Regions from separate parts of the Homo sapiens genome. Here region 2 is linked to region 1. The links are chromatin contacts, found by Hi-C in ENCODE. All regions are on one chromosome and are shown on one strand. The core of a region is the stretch at or near the end of the contact, and the rest is flanking DNA. Distances in the headings are between cores, read along the strand shown. Region 1 has its middle 170 kb from the start of FRK. Region 2 overlaps FRK (fyn related Src family tyrosine kinase).

What was found. Hi-C counts contacts between places; a loop is a spot of excess contacts on that map. Pooled maps may share reads with other maps.
Region 2: a loop to region 1 is called in a pooled map, with 10 times the contacts of the local background. The contact joins two enhancer-like sites. A Hi-C loop is called at or near these places in 17 of 37 single-sample maps with no recorded cell type and 11 of 50 pooled maps.

What each region holds. Positions count from the first base shown.
Region 1 is chr6:115,889,856-115,893,012 of GRCh38, reverse strand. No RefSeq gene overlaps it. Among named protein-coding and RNA genes, the nearest start is that of FRK, 170 kb to the left of the region's middle. RefSeq lists an enhancer at 3,111-3,157. Within about 2 kb of position 1,717, at least 2 of the 41 ENCODE cell types and tissues checked have a DNase peak (open chromatin) inside an H3K27ac peak, as active enhancers do.
Region 2 is chr6:116,010,009-116,013,165 of GRCh38, reverse strand. All of the region lies in intron 1 of FRK (fyn related Src family tyrosine kinase), which reads left to right. Among named protein-coding and RNA genes, the nearest start is that of FRK, 49 kb to the left of the region's middle. Within about 2 kb of position 1,470, at least 9 of the 41 ENCODE cell types and tissues checked have a DNase peak (open chromatin) inside an H3K27ac peak, as active enhancers do.

The sequences.
Region 1 (3,157 bases), core at 468-2,967:
TGTCCCAGACTTAGGATTGAACTTTCAAAATAAATTATCTGAAGTCCATGACCTTAAACCCAAGTACCTGACCCCTGCACAAGAGCCAATAAATAACATCATTAACTCACAGTGCCGACTATATTCATGTTTCTTCCATGTCCCTTTGGGCTTGTCGCCCGCTCTGCTGTGGCTTACACAGAGCCTGTGATGATCACAGCCCTGGGTTTAGTTTCTTTGGTGTAAATCTCCTGAATTTTTCTTTCATTTTTTACATGTTCTCAATGTGGTGTCTTTTATTTTTTATTTTTAGAATAGAAATCCAAATAGCTCTAAAAACAGAACATCGTGGCTTCTCTTTTTTAAAAAGCCCGAGCAGAGAAAAAAGCCATTCTTTGACCTTATGACATCTTTTGAAAACATGTTTGTTACTAGAATTTTTTATCATGCTCCCTTTGAACTTTAAATTGACTATATGGAGATTTTAACTAAAACTCAGTAAAATATTGGAAGATTCACTTGGATGAAGTATAGTGTCTAAATATAAGATCATAGCCAGACAGTACAGGAATAGGTAAAGGAACAGGTAAAGAAAGGAAGTGAGGGGAATGCCAGAACTATCCAGAATAGAAGTTTTAACTGGCTTTTTTTGATCTGAAATTCCGCATGTTATTTTTGTAAGTACGAGACAATGTTAGGGTCTGGGATTCAGTCCCCTCTTTATAGGCCACCATACATCCCCAACTGTCCAGGAAAATCTCATTTTACACCCATTGCCCAAGAATCTTACTAGTTCCTCTTTCACTCTCAGAAGTATCTCAGTTTGGGCAACAAATTATATGGACCTGCTCTTTGCCACTAACAATGTTATACGTGAGTCCATTAATGCCTCTGGAATTAGGTAAATATACAGTACTGATTAAAATCAAAGAAGCAAAGTGAGCTATTCAGATGGCCAGGCATTATGCTCTTTTTATAGAAGGATAAACTCATAGCCTATGGGAAAAGGCCACATATTGTGTTGCTGGAAAGATTCAATATTATATCTGCAACATGAAGCATGCCTGTGTAGAATAATCTGACCTCATCATTCAGTGTATTCTTGGTGGACAGCCCGTAGCTCAGTGGTCTGTGCAAAGGATAATGATCAAGATCTTATCAGTAGAAAATGGAGAAATGCCTCAAAGGATACTACGGTCATTTTTTCACCCTGTGATTTTTTTTTATTACTCCATGTGTGCAAGTTTGCCTAATTAACCCACAAGGGCTGAACCTGTGATAAGTGAGTGGGACCACAGATGACACCTGATGCTTGGGGCCATCTGATTGATAAGAAATGTGTTTTAATCTGAATTCCTGACTGATCATTTTTTCCATTTTTAGCTTTCACAATAAAAAGTAGAACTCTCTTTTTAAATTTATCAAAATGGAAGTACAGCCAAACACTTTAAAGATAATATGTCTTTGAATAATGCTGTGAAAGAAGTTAATGAAAACAGCAGTCTTTGTCTAGTTTGATACCTTCTCTCCAACCCTTACTGGTCCTTAATGAATTCTGGTCCTCTCCCTCTTCTCCATTTATGGTTTCAAAGAGACACATGTTGGGCTTTTCTCTCTCTCAATTGCTTACTTATTAAAATCTTCTGGTGTATGTGTGACCTATATTTGTGAATGTCCTTAGATCATGTCTCACTGTGATGACACTCATCCTTCAGCCACATGAGTCAGGCATATGGGTGAGTAAGAAGGTTGTGGTTACTGCTTTGCTGGAAACACTTTCTTAGACTCACTTTATTTTTTTGCCATGAAACTAGAAACAAAATTGATACTTCATTTCAAAGAAACTCTACCTACCTCTCAGAATTTTCACTGCAAGTTTTCTTTCTTTCTTCCTTTTTTGAAGAGAGAAATATCTTCCCACTCTTTGTTTTCTTTTTTTAACTTCACTGTCACTGGAGTTCACATACATTGAAATTTAAGTTCTTTGCAATAATCTTAGTCACTGACTGTTTTCAGAAACAAACTACTTTTTGACACAGAGCTTCTGGTTATAGGAACAAGATTTTTAAAATAAATAACTTTAAAAATTGCTTGACTTAAATGTGTTTTAAGCAGATTTCATACTGTTTTCATGATAGATACTTTGTTTTCTTGAGTTATTCTGTCCATACTTCACAGTCTATGAATAGCTAGAATATATTTCTTTCCTTTCTTCTGCTTTTGTTCCACTTATTCATCTTAGTCCGTAATGGCTATAAAACCTGTGATTTAGCATTTTTCACGTATCCAAAAGTGTTTCAGGAATAGAAGGAGTAGAAGAAAAGAATAAATAAACGTGGGAAATATGGAGTGATACTAATTAACATGTGTTGCTTTAATGAAGGGCTGGCTAATGCACACTGAGAAACTCTAAGAAGTGGGGATTATTGCACAGTATTCCCTAGTATATTTGCTCGTGGGAATAGTATCCACTGGACATTTCTTTGGCTTTAAATATTTCATGGGAGCAGTGGCCCATGGAAGAGATTTAAGGAAGTGCTATTCTTGTCCTATTGAATGAAGACAGGTGTGGTTGCACATGTATGAATACCTCTGCAAGTATCAACATGCGGCAATGTGTGTCCATGAATGTGTATGTCTATCTGCGATTAAGGCCTGGCTGCGGGAGGCACTATTCTATCAACACTCTATCTGTATGTATGGATTGATGCCTGCATGGGGGATGTGCTGTGTCCGGAATTCGTGGGTCGGTCTCACTGACTTCAAGAATGAAGCCGCAGACCCTCGCGGTGAGTGTTACAGTTCTTAAAGGCGGCGTGTCCAGTCCAGAGTTTGTTCCTTCTGATGCTCCAATGTGTTTGGAGTTTCTTCCTTCTGGTGGGTTCGTGGTCTCGCTGGCTCAGGAGTGAAGCTGCAGAGCTTCACGGTGAGTGTTACAGCTGTTAAGGCAGCGCGTCTGGAGTTGTTTGTTCCTCCCGGTGGGTTCGTGGTCTCGCTGGTTTCAGGAGTGAAGCTGCAGACCTTCCCAGTGCGTGTTACAGCTCATAAAGGCAGTGTGGACCCAAAGAGTGAGCAGCAGCAAGATTTATTGCAAAGAGCGAAAGAACAAAGCTTGCACAGTATGGAAGGGGATGGACCGGGTTGCCACTGCTGGCTGGGGCAGCCTGCTTTTATTCTC
Region 2 (3,157 bases), core at 221-2,720, 120 kb before region 1:
AGAAAGCACAAATGAGTTCACCTGACTTCCCCTCTAAAGAAATTCCTTCAAAATTTCTCATTTATGATGACTATAAAGGTGAATAACAGCAACAAAAAAGCTTTATCAAATGACCCAAGCAAAGGATTTCTATGTGACTGCAAGTCCTACCTCTGATACTTAATTTGACATTGTCACTTTATCACAAATTTTTTACATGTGTACAGCCCTGATATGCTTGTGTTTTAAAGGACAGAAAAATCAATTTCATTTTTGATCTTTACATTCACATGAAAGTGTTCTCTTTGGGGGAAAAGAGAGAGGTCAGATTGAAATCTGTGGTCTAAGGCCAATTAACATTAGAAACTGTGTTGCAACTGGTCCATAGCAGATAAGCCTTCTCCCATAAACACTTTATACTGCAAGCTATGTGGCAAGCTCAAATAAAAGATTACACAAAAACACAGGCATTATCTAAAGTTCAATGTTCAGTATAAACCAGAAGACTATATAAAATGCCCAAATTGAAGTACAATGTATTAATGTTTCATCAACAAGTATTTATTTAACAGCTCCACAGGGCATGTGGCCAGTGCTTCATGCCACAGATATGTGAAGTTATCAGACTCTGTCCTTATGCTGGGGAGGTCTGTAGCTTCAAGTGTAAACAAAGAATAATCTAAACAAGAATTTAAAATGCATCGCTAGCTTTTGTATGCTACATATCAAAACAGAGGAGTAGTCACTGAATACTGTAGGAATTCTGAGCAGTCAAGTTTTAGTATTGCCAGTATAAGTAGTGATAGCAGTGTGAATTTAGCTAGAACAGAGGGCTGATATAGGGAGGATAAAGTTGAAGAAGTGGCTTGTGTCCAGATGGTGGAAGGCCTGAATTTCCAGGTTAATAGAGGTTTTACTCCATAAGCAAAATACCCCTTATTTATGTGTATGTGGGGAGATGATAAATCTAGTGGTGGTGGTGTGAGCAAGGGGGAGAGTCTGAGATAAATGCATGTAAAGCTTGTAGCAACAGTGCCTGCCTCCTTTTATGTGATCAGTAAATATAAATTGTTAATGTTAAAGAGAACAGGCAGTAAAATATTTCCATAATCCAAGAGGCGATGTTGAATTAGACAAGGGTTATGGTGAGGGAAATGGAAAGGAAGGAATGAATAACAAAATAATTGCGAGCATTATTTTTTTTCTTTGTCCTTATCATTCCATGTGAGTGGGAAAGAGTAGCAGGGCTAACTTCCTGGGAACCAAGGGGATACTGAGCCGAAGAAGGTTTTGTGGAAAGGGAGGGAAATAATTACCTTGACAGGAAGAACTCTCACAGAGATTTTCTTCATAGTGTTGTGGAAACACAGGTAGATGCAGGTGAGTCATACCGAACCATAATAGTTCAAGGGGCATGAATCAAGCCTTTCATTTAGATACCATAAATGACTAAATGTGGTTATGAGTGTGCCCTGCAAATTGAAGGTGTTTTGCCAATGTGGGTGACAGCGATGCCTGCCAAGTCACATTCATGAGGACAATAGGTGTTTTACCCATTATAACATGTGTAACTGTGATGAAAACATGAAAGACACTGCTAACCCTGAGCTCCCACAGGGAAATCATCCTAGCTTACTTTCCCTATGACTGGTTAGGCCAAGTTGATCGACCCAGTTTCCTTTCTGCATTTTCTGGAAGGATGTTTTTTTTTTTTCCTGGAACTAGTCTTAAGAGTTTATTTTTTTAGGATCTGTCTATAGTACTTGAAGGCTGACTGCCTTGGTCTTAAGGAGACATTATAAAAAGAAGTCATATGTTAACTTTTGTAAATCCTAGCCATCAGTTGCTGGGCATGAGTTTTCTCTTTAAAAAGTGTAAGAGGCAATTATCTTCATCTGATAAGAATTATGAGTTACCTAGGAACCTAGTTTGTACACGTCAGTGAGGCACAATAAGATTCTATTAGATGAAATGACAAAACCTTAATTGAGGTAACACATCTATTTACATGTTGATTTCCCTAAATTTTGATTAATATTTAAGATATTTATCTTATGTAAATGTTGATATTCATTTATACTGCAATTTTTTTTTTTAAGGCTCACTGCCTTTTTCATAAAATAAAGCACGTCCAGTTAATCACAGGACAGCTCTCCTTTCCCTTTTTGGATTAGTAAAATGGCCTACTGCCACCTGGTGGCAGCATGTCCTAGTCCAGAACAGCAGGCAGGACAGAAGAGTCACTTGGGATGAAACTGTTAATACAAACAAAGAAATAAGGTCATGCTCACATATTCACTCGTGTCCCAGCATGACCTCAAATCCAACATGCCTAAAACAAAATTGATAATATCTGCCTTCAATTAATTATCTTAAAATCTCTACTATTTATTGAGCATGAATGTGTCGAGACATAAAGCACTTTACATGCAGCATTCTTCTTAATCTTGAAACAAGGCTATAAGGAAATTATTATTATTCTCACTTACAAATGAGGAGATTGAGGCATAGAGAGGTTAAATAACTTCCTAATGAGATGCTGTCACTCTTAACTGTTATTATACTCTGCCTTCTGACATGTTGCAGGACATATTGTCCTTTAGTCATTCAGATTTGAAATCCTGGTGTCACATCGTCTCTTCCATCTGTTTCGCTGCTCATTCATAATCACTTGTTTTATATTCCTTTGGGATTTTTTCCTGTATCTATCAATTCTAAGTGCCAAAGTTTCTAGTCCAGACCTTTACAACATGTAAATTTTTGTAGCATGTTCCTGATTGACCTCTTTTAATTTTTTATATTTAAATACATTTTAAAGTAATCTACAACTACATGTTATTATAAACATCCAAATTATAGAGAAGAATGCAGAGTAAAAAGTGAAACTCCTCTGTCATTACTTTCATATTCTCTCACTAATCTCCAGGAAAGTAAGCACATATAATTTTTAGTTTGTGAATTTTTTTTTTTTTCGAGACAGAATCTCACTCTGTTGCCCAGGCGATGGCATGATCTCGGCTCACTGCAACCTCCGCCTCCTTGGTTCAAGCGATTCTCCTGCCTCAGCCTCCCGAGTAGCTGGGACTACAGGTGCCCACCACGCCTGGCTATTTTTGTATTTTTAGTAGAGATGGGGTTTCACCGTGTTAGCCAGGATGGTCTTGATCTCCTGACCTTG